Linked DNA regions of Homo sapiens: all the other regions are linked to region 3. A link is an interaction called in ENCODE POLR2A ChIA-PET data of the cell type or tissue named here. Cell type or tissue: MCF 10A. All regions are shown on one strand.

Region 1 (4,000 bases), 140 kb before region 3:
AGAGGTGGTCAATAAGCCTGTTTGTATCACTCCTGAGAGGCCAGGTGCAACTGTGATGGGGATGTGCCTGGCACCGTCTAGCATGTGTGGCTTCCTTAGATAGTCAAACAGCAGTGACTAGTATTGGAGGTCCTATTGTTTGAAGAGGCTATTATTTTCTTGGGGGGGAATGAGTATCTGTGTCTTGGCAATATCCATCCTTTGAGTACCAATCATATAATTATTCTAGAATTTTGTTTCTGCATGCTGGTTAAAGTGCAATTCAGTCCACTCATTCTTTAAAACAGAAGCACCTGGTAAGTGTGGTAACTGACTTAGGGGTTTACCCAAGTTAGAGTAACTTTCTCTAATTTCTTTCTTTTCTTTTTTTTTTTTTTTAGAGACACAGTCTCACTCTGTCGCCCAGGCTGGAGTGCAATGGCACAATCTCGGCTCACTGCAACCTCCGCCTCCTAGGTTCAAGCGATTCTCCTGCCTCAGCCCCCGGAGTAGCTGGGATTACAGGTGTGCGGCACCCTGCTCAGCTAATTTTTGTATTTTTAGTAGAGACGGGGTTTCACCGTGTTGGCCAGGCTGGTCTCGAACTCCTGACCTCAGGTGATCCACCCACCTTGGCCTCCCAAAGTGCTGGGATTACAGGTGTGAGCCACTGCACCTGGCCACTTTCTTAAATTTCTATGTAAAACTACATCATGAAGGACTAGAGTCATATTACTTGCAGGAGTACTTGGGGGCGGGAATCCTAGCCTTTTTTTTTTTTTTTTTTTTATTGAGACCGAGTCTCACTCTGTCACCCAGGCTGGAGTACAGTGGCGTGATCTCAGCTCACTGCTGCCTCCACCTCCCGGGTTCAAGCGATTCTCCTGCCTCAGCCTCCCCAGTAGCTGGGATTACAGGCACACCAACAGACTCAGCTAATTTTTGTATTTGTAATAGAGACGGGACTTCACCATCTTGGCTGGTCTTGAACTCCTAGCCTCAAGCTATCCACCTGCTTTGGCCTCCCAAAGTGCTAGGATTACAGGCATGAGCCACCGCGCCTGCCCAGAATCCTAGCCTTTTCTGACCTCTTCCTTCGGCATCCTGCTTCCCTCATAGTGTCTTCCTGGCTGCTCCAGGCGGAGGGTGTTCAGCTCCCATGGAGAAGCCCCACAGCTTTTCAGGATTAGGGGGATGTGTAAGACATCTCTTAGTTCCTGTTTTGGATGTGGGTGGTTTTACTGTTGGCTTCCTTTACCCTCTGAGGCATGTAATACATTCATCATCTCTTCCTCCTCTGAGGAGTCTCAAAGAACCAGTTTCCTGCCCCATTTGACCACAGTGGGACTTTGCTGGAATTCCCACAGCTCTCCTGGGATTTGCGGGCAAAACTGGAATAATGGTCTCTTGTCAGCATCCATAGCCACTGTGATCAGGACATCCAGCACAGGGCTCATGGGGAGCCTGGGTTACCCCAACAAAACTGGGAAGGCAGAAAAGTGTGTCTCCTGACCCTAGAATTTTGTGCACTTTGCTCCTCTTTTGTAACCCCCTCTGGGAAGGGTCTCAAGAAACTTCTCACACCAAGGTGTAAATGACAAAGGAGGCTCCAAATAATGATCTCTCTCAGAAGTATTTGCATATTGAAGGAAGCCAATGATGACATTTCAGGTGTCTGCTGTCAGATAAAAGAGGTGTTAAGCAGGGATGACTGTTGAAAATAATCCCATCTCAGCTCTGAAATCAATTCAGTCATTCATGATTTAACAAATATTTATTGAATACCTACTATGTCTGAGGCACTGTGTACAATGAAGAATAATACAAACACATTGTACTCCCCTAGAGCTACAGGTTAGCTCTGGGCACAGTAATACATTATTACATAAAATAATGAGACTGATTTTCTTGGGTGGCTTATGAAACCTAATCCCATTTTATGTGAGCATTTGGATTTTGTTCAGTGCTCTTGACATCTTCATAAACCACCTGATCATGCATTATATAGAGACATTGTTTATCCTTTTTTCACGTGGTCCATCGAGCAAAAACTTGACTAGAACTAGTTGGGGTCAAACAAAATTTAATTTTGAAGCAAACAATGGGATAGTAATTGGGTGTTTCAGGTTTTGCCCTATGGGAAACAGCTGTTGTTTTTTGCCTGCCAGCATAGCTTCTTTTGGTAACAGCACCCTGATTTCACTTTGGGGAATCTTCTTGCTCACCTTTGCAAGCCTTGTAGAGAAAGTGCAGGATTGACTCACCTAGCTCCTAGCTCCAGGAGAGGGCACGCAGTCTCTGCATCTGCTTGGTTGTAACAGTTGATTCAGGTATAGACACGTGAGTCACACAGGGCCTATGGAAAGCCTCTACAGGACTTTTTCCCCACAGTAATGGTGAAAGAATAAGCCCTTTCACTGGGTTTGCAGGCTGGGAAGAACCTACTTAAGAAAATGACTGGCTGGACGTGGTGGTTCATGCCTGTAATCCCACTTTGGGAGACCGAGGCAGGCAGATCACTAGAGGCCAGGAGTTTGAGACCAGCCTGGCCAACATAGTGAAACCTGGTCTCTACTAAAAAATACAAAAATTAGCTGGGCATGGTGGTGCATACTTGTAATCCGAGCTATTAGGTTGGTGCAAAAGTAACTGCAGTACTTGGGAGGCTGAGGCACGAGAATCGCTTGAATGCAGGAGGCAGAGGTTGCAGTGAACTGTGATTGTGCCACTGCACTCCAGCCTGAGTGACAGCGCGAGACTCTGTCTCATTCAAAAAAAAAGAAGAGAAAAGAAGAGAAAAAAGAGACAGCCTTGGCTGCAACTATTAAGGAAAACTAATTAAATAAGTTTTTAAAAAAGAAAAAAAAAAGAATATGGCCAATACGAGGGAAAGCAGAGACCAATACCATGAGAGATTCCTGACATCACTTGGGTGACTGTATTTAGGTTTGTTTTTTTCAGTTCTATGAGGCTGAAAAAGGGGGAGAGATTCATTGATCTGTATAGTTCTGTTTTTCATCAGCTAGTTTGAGTTGGGTTTCTGTCACCAGCAGCTGGGTGAACTTGTTCATTCAGCTGTACTAAACACATCCCTAATCAAGAAAACCTAATCATAAGATGATGAACTGGTTGCCTTTTCACGCATTTATTTCTTTGACATTTATTTATTGAACATGTAGTTAACTGGTCATAGGACAAAACCTGCATGAAAAACTGGGCATTGTTCAGGGTGATCTCCGTGAGGGGCCTGGAGTTCTGAGGCCACTGAAGCTTACCTAGTTCCACATGCAGCTGAAACAGAATCCTAATCCCCTTTTAAATAGTGGCAGATCCCTTCAAAGCATCCAGGTTTTTTTTCTTGCTCCCTCTCTGGAGTAAGGAAGGACACAGTTTGAAATTCAAGCTAGACTACAAAGATCGTGGAAGAATGACTATGACTATTTCTTTAACTCTGTTGCTGTAGAAGAATCCGTGTTTTCTTTCAAACCCATTATGGAAGCCTGAAAGAAACAAGGTCTTCCTGGCCTGTTAATAACTTTGTGCTACCTAAGACACAGATGAATTTCTTTAATCCCAAATTTAGAAGTTCCAGTATCAACCATGCAAATAAAACACCTGATCATGGTTGCTTTGAGAAAGGAGAGTTTTAAGCAGTGGGGCTGCAGCACCAACAAAAATCAGTCCCTGTACTTCATGAGTTCCCTGCCAAGAGCCCCCTTTATTAATGAACAAGCCCTGGGAATGGGGCCTCTATTTTTTTCACAAAATACACCAAATAATGTGACTAACAGGAGACTTGGGGGATAGAAAGGTATTCTGATGCCCACAAGCATGGTGCCGCAATGTCACATTCTTGTCATTTTTACTGCCCCTCTCTCGTCTGCTACTATGTTTAGACCCTCCAGAAGAAAAATGCAGTTTCATTTTTCATATCTAAACCCCATACTTTCTGTTCCATGCCTTCCTCAAGTAAAGTGGCCCTTTTCATCACACATTCACAATCATGCACATATTCACAAAG
Region 2 (4,000 bases), 230 kb before region 3:
GTCTCACTAACGCAGGCCTCCATTACAACTGTCCCAGCTCTGACTGAGTAGCTAGGTTAAACATTAAAGCTGATTGAGCCAGTGCCCTTATACAAAGGGCGGAATGTAACAAAGAGCCCACCAAGAGTTGTGCCTAGGCTTTTCCTGGGCCTTGAAGCATGACAAGATAATGAAGGAATTCTTAACAGGACCCTTTTACGATTAAACAAGTTTTATTGGGGGTCTGAAGAAACTCCCCAGGCCTCCACAAACAAGTTTACTGGGATCTAAAGGAACTCCCCAAACCTTTATGATTTAACAGGAGACAAGATAAGGGTAATCACCCCAGCACCTACACCTATTTACATTAAGTAAATTTACTGAGGCTCCAGAAGAAGGTCTTCAGGACTCAGACCTTAGTCATAGATTAAAAGAAGTTAATCACTTATGTCTTTAGATTAATGCACACTTACACACAGACATATAGCTTGAAGGTATATACACTCTGAAAAACTTCGTAATTTTGAGTTGTTCTGGCAATAATTTCCAGGCCTTCTCCCTGTAACTGGTTACAGAAATAAAAACTCTCTTCCTCCCCAGTTCATCTGCATCTCATTATTGGGCTGCGAGACATAGCAGCCTGACCCTCAGTTTGGTTTGAGAACATCACCATGTTGCCAAGGCTAATCCCAGCACTTTAGGACATTGAGGCAGGAGGACTGATTGAGCCCAGAAGCTCAAGACCAGCCTGGGCAACAGAGCAAGATCCAGTCTCTACAAAAAATTAATTAAAAAAAAATTAGTCAGGTGTGGTGGCATGCATCTGTAGTCCCAGCTCTCAGGAGGCTGAGGCGGGAGGACTGCTCGAACCCAGGAGTTTGAGGCTGTAGTGAGCTGTGATTGCACCATTGCACTCAAGCCTGGGCAACAGAGTGAGGCCCCATCTCTTTCATTAAAAAAAAAAAGTAGGGTCGGGTGTGGTGGCTCATGCCTGTAATCCCAGTACTTTGGGAGGCCGAGGCAGGTGGATCACTTGAGGTCAGGAGTTCAAGACCAGCCTGGTCAACGTGGTGAAACCCCATCTCTACTAAAAATACAAAAAATTAGCCGGGCGTGGCGGCACACACCTGTAGTCCCAGCTACTCGGGAGGCTGAGAGGGGAGAATCACTTGAACCCAGGAGGTGGAGGTTGCAGTGAGCCGAGATCGTGCCATTGTACTCCAGCCTGGGTGACAGAGCGAGACTCCATCTCAAAAAAAAAAAAAAAGAATGTGGAACATTTTACAAAACCTTGTCCAAGATCTTGCCGGCCCAGCAGAATCCCCTGTCTAAAACAAACAAACAAACAAACAAAATTAAATGGCCACATGTAGCCAGTGGCTGCCATGTAGTACAGTGTAGGTCTGTGCCTATCTCCATTAACCTTAACATGCCAAAACAAAGCCACCGAAGGTTGAACTGAGATGTTTCTATAGCACAGAATGATATCAACTTGGATGAGAAGAGAGGTACTAATATATAAGAGAAAATATATCAGGCTGGAGAGGCAAACCCTTTTATCAATATGTAGTTATCCAATTCTTGTGATTCCAGGATATCAATTTAGTGCTTAGTAACAGATTAGATATTAGTCTAATGCACAGGTACTACATTGGCTAAGCTGCTCCTATTTCTCTATCCTCCTTCATATGACCTCTCTGCCTCTACCAGAAGAACCTGCATTTTGCCGTGACTTTAATGGCATGCCTACTGATGGGAGGAGGAGGTGTGATGGGTAGCCATAGAACTACAATCTAAAAGCTTGAAATTAATTTGAATCAACACAATTTACAATAGAAACCACAAATTTTTTACTTTCTCTTATGGTATTTTTTAGAGAGGATATGGAAGAAGGCCAGTTATTTCCAGCCAAGTACAAGCTCTCCTCCTAAGTTTATTTCATGTATCTCCCTCGGGTATTTTTCTCTCTTGCTCAACCTCAATTAGTCAGCATTAAATGATTACCACGACCTCCTCTCCAAGAGCCTGGTGTGTCAGAGGGACTCAGGCAGCACTCAGCAGTGTGATCTCCTTGCCAGTGAGGCAGTGTTGTTTCATCTTCCTGTAACCCCATGAGCTCAGTTCAGCTTCCTTGGCTGCAGGACACTGAGCAGTGTGGGACTTGCTGGCTGCTGGGAACTGTGTGTTCCACAGATGCTTGACATTCTTGGGACCCAGGTACTTGATCAAGCTTTTCAGAAAGTTTTCCCCTGCTGAGGCAACCTTCTTCAGGAATAGCTTACAAGTAAAAGACTAAGGCTTTTTCTCAGATAGGAACATCCAGACGCGTTATAGACAAACATCTGGGATTCTGCTGGGCCGGCAAGATCATGGACGAGATTTTGTAAAATGTTCCACATTCTTTTTTTTTTTTTTTTTTTTTTTTTTGAGACGGAGTCTCGCTTGTTGCCCAGGCTGGAGTACAATGGCACGATCTCAGCTCACTGCAACCTCCACCTCCTGGGTTCAAGTGATTCTCCCCTTCTCCCCGCTCAGCCTCCCGAGTAGCTGGGACTACAGGAGCATGCCACCGCCCCCGGCTAATTTTTTGTATTTTTAGTAGAGATGGGGTTTCACCATGTTGACCAGGCTGGTCTTTAACTCCTGACCTCAAGTGATCCGCCTGCCTCGGCCTCCCAAATTGTTGGGATTACAGGCATGAGCCACTGCACCCGGCCAAATGTTCCACATTCCTATGAATCTATTGTACCTTCTAAGAGATTCCCTACAAAATATATTTAAAAGTTCTTTCTTTTAAAAGAAACTTTGTAATTTAAAAAATAATTCTATTCAAAGGCAGAGAAAGAACCAACAATGTACTCTAGTATTGAAATTCAGTTTCCTTGGAGTCCTTATCACAGAATGAGAAACCTCAGGCCTTAAGATGGTTTTTAGCTGTTCTATCCCCCGCTCCCATAGCAGAGCAGTGACTCAGGTATAAATACCTGAAATCATTTAATGCCCTGAAGGGCAAAGTAACCAGAATTTTGTCAGCCCCACAGCACGGAGGGCAAGGCTTGAAAGCAAATCTGCACCACATCCTCTTCACAGAGGTAGGGAGATTTTAAAAGACAAACAAACAAACAAACCCAGCCCTTCCTTATATTCTGCAACACTAAAGGCCAGCTCCACAAAGGCCACAGTGAAGAAATGGATGGACAAACAAATCCAAAAGCCTGAGCCAAGAAGGGACAATAGCTTCACATCCTGTTTGCAGGAGGAAATGGAAGCTGGAAGCAGCAGTTCCCTACGGACCCCTTTGGGCTTTACGTCTATGTTTTCTTCTTTGCAAACACAGCCAGGTCTCCCGTGGATTCTAGAGCTCCCTCCTGCCTTCCACTCCCAGTTGTTTTTCTAACAACCCAAGACTCAGTCAAACTTGAGAGCAGCCAGTGTGCTCTGTGGCCAGCTCCTGATGGCTTTAGGAAGGATGTGAGGAGGGCAGGGGAGCTTGTGAGCCACTTTCATCGCTCTCAGATATTAGATCCCATTTCCAAGGCCAAGGACGTGACTGATTCTGTGTTGCTTCTCTGAGCCTGCAAATTATTTGGCTTTTCTTCCTTAATAGCTCATGAAGGCAAATGACAATTACAGCACTACTTGTAATAGCCAATAACAAAACAACTGGAAACAACCTATCCAGAAGATCAGAAATGGTTTAAAATGCAAAGGCTGGCTGCGGTGGCTTATGCCTGTAATCCCAGCACTTTGGGAGACCGAGGTGGGCGGATCACCTTAAGTTGGGAGTTTGAGACCAGCCTGACCAACATGGAGAAACCCTGTCTCTACTAAAAATACCAAATTAGCAGGGCATGGTGACGCATGCCTGTAATCCCAGCTTGGGAGGCTGAGGCAGGAGAATCGCTTGAACTTGGGAGGTGGAGGTTGTGGTGAGCTGAGATCACGCCATTGCACTCCAGCCTGGGCAACAAGAGTGAAACTCTGTTTAAAATAGAAAGAAAAAAAGAAATGGTTTAAAATA
Region 3 (4,000 bases):
GAGCTCGTAATCCCTTACCCAAGACCCTTGGGCCAAACGTGTCTCAGAATTCAGGATTTTCAGATCTGAGAAAGGTAAGAAGCTGCCCAGAAGTATCTATTTTATGTACTACACAGAAAAGAAAAGAATTTCACATTTCTTGAGGCAGCCTGGGAAACTTCCTAGAATAGAGAAAGTGGTGTCTGGAGCAGTACCTGCAATCGAATACACTGAGAGACACCGAAGGACCAAGAAGTTTCCACTGAGGCTGTGGCATGTCCTCGTCCTCCACAGCTGTTCTTCCACCCACTCTAACACGTGACCTTAGCCCCTAACTGCTCCTCCTCATCCCTCTTAATGAAATCCAAATTGCCTGAACAATGGTGGCTGATGTGCAAGAATTCCTCTCTCTTCTAAAATCCATCCCTCACCTACTATTCCTGAACTTCCTGAATTAAGGCTGACCCCCCTGCTAAGGCCCTATAACAGCAATAAAAACAACAACAACAAACAACAAACCCAAAAACCCTCCCTCCTCCCCCAAGGTATTTGAGAACACTCCTTTCAGGGACTGCTTCTGCCTGGCAGTCTGGATTAAAGTCTACGGTCATGGTGTTCCGGTTGCTTTTCCTCCACAACATTCATAGTTCTGCAGTGAAACATAGGAACACCTGCGGAGCACAGGATGGATAAAAAACATGAAGAGTCTCACCGAGGGAAGGTGTGCTGGCAAATGACTGTTTTCAGAGCTTTTTGAATTTTGGAAATGAGGATGTGAAATTGAGGACCTGTGGTATTATGTCGTAGAGTTGATGTGAAAATGAAGTGAGATAGTACATGAAAGTATTTGGAATAGTACTGGGCACACAGAGCTTGATAAATATTTGCCATGGTGATTATGCTGAGAGTTTTATGTAACCAAGGAGCTGTCACATTGGGGTTCAGACTCACAGGTGCACAGAGGGACCACAGCTTAGGACAACACCATGGGAGAGGGTATCCTCTCATCCCTGCACCCTGAAAAACTTTGCAATGGCAAGTTTCCAGCCATACCTGCATCTGGCTCTAGGCTGCCTGTTTCTGGAAGAGATCCTGTGCATCCTCAACAGCTCCACATACAGGCTCTGAATGCAGCCTCTCTGCAGAAGACTCCAGTTTCCCAGTTATCAAATGATTTATTTTTGTACAAGGCAATCGTAACTGACCCCATGGCTTGAAGAGCAGCCCAGAATTCTTGGGCTTCTTACTGGGGCACATAGATAGAAAGAATATATTCTTTTGATAGAAGTAAAAGAATGTAGAGTGATATCATCTTAAATTGTACTTCAAGTTATAGAAACTATGGAAGGAAACATAGCTAAAAACATTTAAAACAAGCTTGTGCAACCTGTGGCCTGTGGGCTGCATGCAGCCCAACACAAATTCGTAAACTTTCTTAAAACATTATGAGAATTTTTTGCGATTTTTTTTTTTAGCTCATCAGCTATCATTAGTATTAGTGTATTTTACAAGCGGCCCAAGACAATTTTTCTTCCAATGCAGCCTAGGGAAGCCAAAAAAGTGGACACCCCGATTTAAAACATGGCTCATAATTTAATCATCCACATATTAATTCATTTAACAATCAGTGCCTGTGCACCTGTGTGGCCCAGGCACTGTTCTATGCCCAGGGGATTCCGAGCTGAACAAAACAGACAAGTTTCTCCTCCCATGGAGTTTCCATCCTAGTGAAGACGGTGGACAAATAACTAAGTAATATAATGATTAATCGTGGTGGGTGCTAGGAAAAAAACAAAACTGGGTAATGGAGCTGGGAGTGTCTGGAAGTGGGTATTTTGGATGGGGTAAGTCAGGGAAGGTCTCTATGAAATTATCTTCAACAGTTGAGAAGGGGTTTGGAAAGAAGCTGGCTCATGAAGAGCTCAGAGAAGAAAGTTCTTAGCAGAAAGAGGAACAAGTGTAAAGCCCCTGAGGCAGAAGGGATTGGAGATGTTTGGGGAGCAGCCAGGAGAGGCATGTGGCTGGAGCTGGGGACTGAGAACAGGAGGTGTGGTTGGAGAGGTATGCAGAGGCCCGCTCTACCAGGTCAGACCCTGCAGGCCATGCCAAGCAGTGTAGCTAGTAAGTGTAAGGAGTAGCCACTGGAGGGTTTAAGCAAAGACATGATGCAATCTCGTTTATCATTGCTTGAGGAGCAGGAGAATTGTTTTCTATAGTGCCTTCTGGTCTTTTATTTTTCACACACCCTTCATGGAATTTGCTAGGCATAGCTTTTAAAGGGCTCTGAATTCATTCTTGTGACTGTATCTGGTATTCTAGTGGTCATCTAGGTCACTAACAGTGCCTTGGGTCACCACCTCCAAAATTAAGCCATCCCCACATGTAAAAACCTGTGACTATCAGTCTTAATGCATATGATGTTGTGTGACTTTTTCTACTGTACAAAAAACCCCTTCCATTAAATATAAATGCACATTAAATATTTAGCAAACACTTGTTTAAGGAATGATGCATGTGGAACAAGAAGTAAATGGCATAAGCTCCCAATATACAAGCCACATATTATCGTGACAATTCAACCTTACCTGTCATTATTAAGCTTTCATTTTCCTTCTTGCTTTTAGGAAAAACAGCCCCAGCATTCCCTATCTCCTGACGCCTCCCTGCATCACACATCCACATTTTAGGTAGAAGGAGACTTTCACACCCAGCTCAAGACTCTCGGAGGTTGTAGACAAGCAACAAGGAGAATGTAAGGGCCAGCCAGTCTGGATTCAGTCCAGCAGCTGCCCAGTTGAGACCTGGACCAAAGCCAACTTCTCACTCACCTCCAGCATAGTCACTATCTATCTAGCTGATGATTTCTCCTTCCTTTCAATGAAAGCTTTAAGTGGCTTCTGTTTGCCTGGGAGACAAAGTGAGTCACATTCACAGTAGCTCTTTATATTGATGACCCTTGTCTCCACTCATGATGGTGGGGCCTCTACTTCTCCTCCAAGTCGCTCCTATCACCAGAGGCGTCTCACTTATGAGCTCAACCTCCTTTGCCTGCTCGGGCCACCTCTGCCTGCACAGCTGCATCAGGGCCCTTCTTCTGTTGTCACAGCCTTCAGATGAGCCACTTTCATGGGGAACTGTTGCACCGGATACTGCAGCTCTGCACTGGCCTACAACCACCGGGCATCATCGAAACTGGACCTCCACTATTGCCAAACATTACTGCCAACATATGCACTTTCAGTTCATGTTGTTGAGGTTTTTTTTAGCCCCTCCTTCCCCTATCCATCATGTTCCACTTCTAGACTAAGGCATGAGACCAGGGGAGGTTATAAAGCTGGACTGGAGGATAAATATAAGTTGTAGGTGTTCTTCCATCTTCTTTGTTACCCCCTCCTCTCTGAATACTGGAGTAGTATAACAGCACCAATCCCATATGCTTGCCTTCCTCACCCCCTGGTATCATGTCCTGTGTTAATCTCCTCTCCTTGAATGACGGAATGTCATTCTGAGATTATGAAAAAATTGTAAGACTCCAGTGGAGCCCTGAGATGACTGCGGCTCCTGTCAACAGCTTGACTGCGACTGTCATGACAGACCTTAAGCCAGAACTACTTAGTCAACCCACACCTCAATTCCTGACCCAAAGAAATAATGGAATAATACATATTCATTATTTAAGTCACTAAGTTTAGGGATAATTTGTTAAGGAGCAACACAAACATAGACACATAAAAGTATAAAAATCAAGTGTAGAGCTCAATGATTGTTTCATAAGGTGAGCACACCTCTGTAAGCACTGCCCAGCTCCAGAAACGAACATTGCCAACAGCCTCGAAGCTCCCCTCATGCTCTCTTCCAGTCATTATCTCCCAAAAGGAACTGTTGTTTTCATATTTAGACCTTAGAATTATTTGTCTACTTTTGAATTTTATATAAGCAGAATCATACATGTGTTTTGTGGCTGGCTTCTCTTGCTCAAGATCATCTTTATGTGATTCATCCATGTTGCTTCATGTAGCAG

Evidence for each region. ChIA-PET counts read pairs that join two places held together with the same protein. Peaks named below come from ENCODE experiments on the same cell type or tissue, not always from the same donor. Only the 100,000 strongest peaks of a DNase experiment are listed, where the experiment ranks them.
Region 1: POLR2A ChIA-PET joins it to region 3 with 7 read pairs; 14 of 35 experiments call an interaction of 5 or more read pairs at or near these places.
Region 2: POLR2A ChIA-PET joins it to region 3 with 5 read pairs; 2 of 35 experiments call an interaction of 5 or more read pairs at or near these places.

What each region holds. Positions count from the first base shown.
Region 1 is chr1:167,706,431-167,710,430 of GRCh38, reverse strand. RCSD1 (RCSD domain containing 1) reads right to left here. Exons shown (of 7, transcript NM_052862.4): 7 at 1,735-4,000. Among named protein-coding and RNA genes, the nearest start is that of TRP-CGG1-1, 6.3 kb to the left of the region's middle. RefSeq lists an enhancer at 3,084-3,283. In MCF 10A, no CTCF peak of the experiment used is centred here; a DNase peak (open chromatin) is centred at 2,270.
Region 2 is chr1:167,795,263-167,799,262 of GRCh38, reverse strand. No RefSeq gene overlaps it. Among named protein-coding and RNA genes, the nearest start is that of MPZL1, 75 kb to the right of the region's middle. In MCF 10A, a CTCF peak has its summit at 2,066; DNase peaks (open chromatin) are centred at 2,022 and 3,052.
Region 3 is chr1:167,562,901-167,566,900 of GRCh38, reverse strand. No RefSeq gene overlaps it. Among named protein-coding and RNA genes, the nearest start is that of CREG1, 11 kb to the right of the region's middle. RefSeq lists an enhancer at 1,613-2,812. In MCF 10A, no CTCF peak of the experiment used is centred here; DNase peaks (open chromatin) are centred at 2,060, 2,790 and 3,990.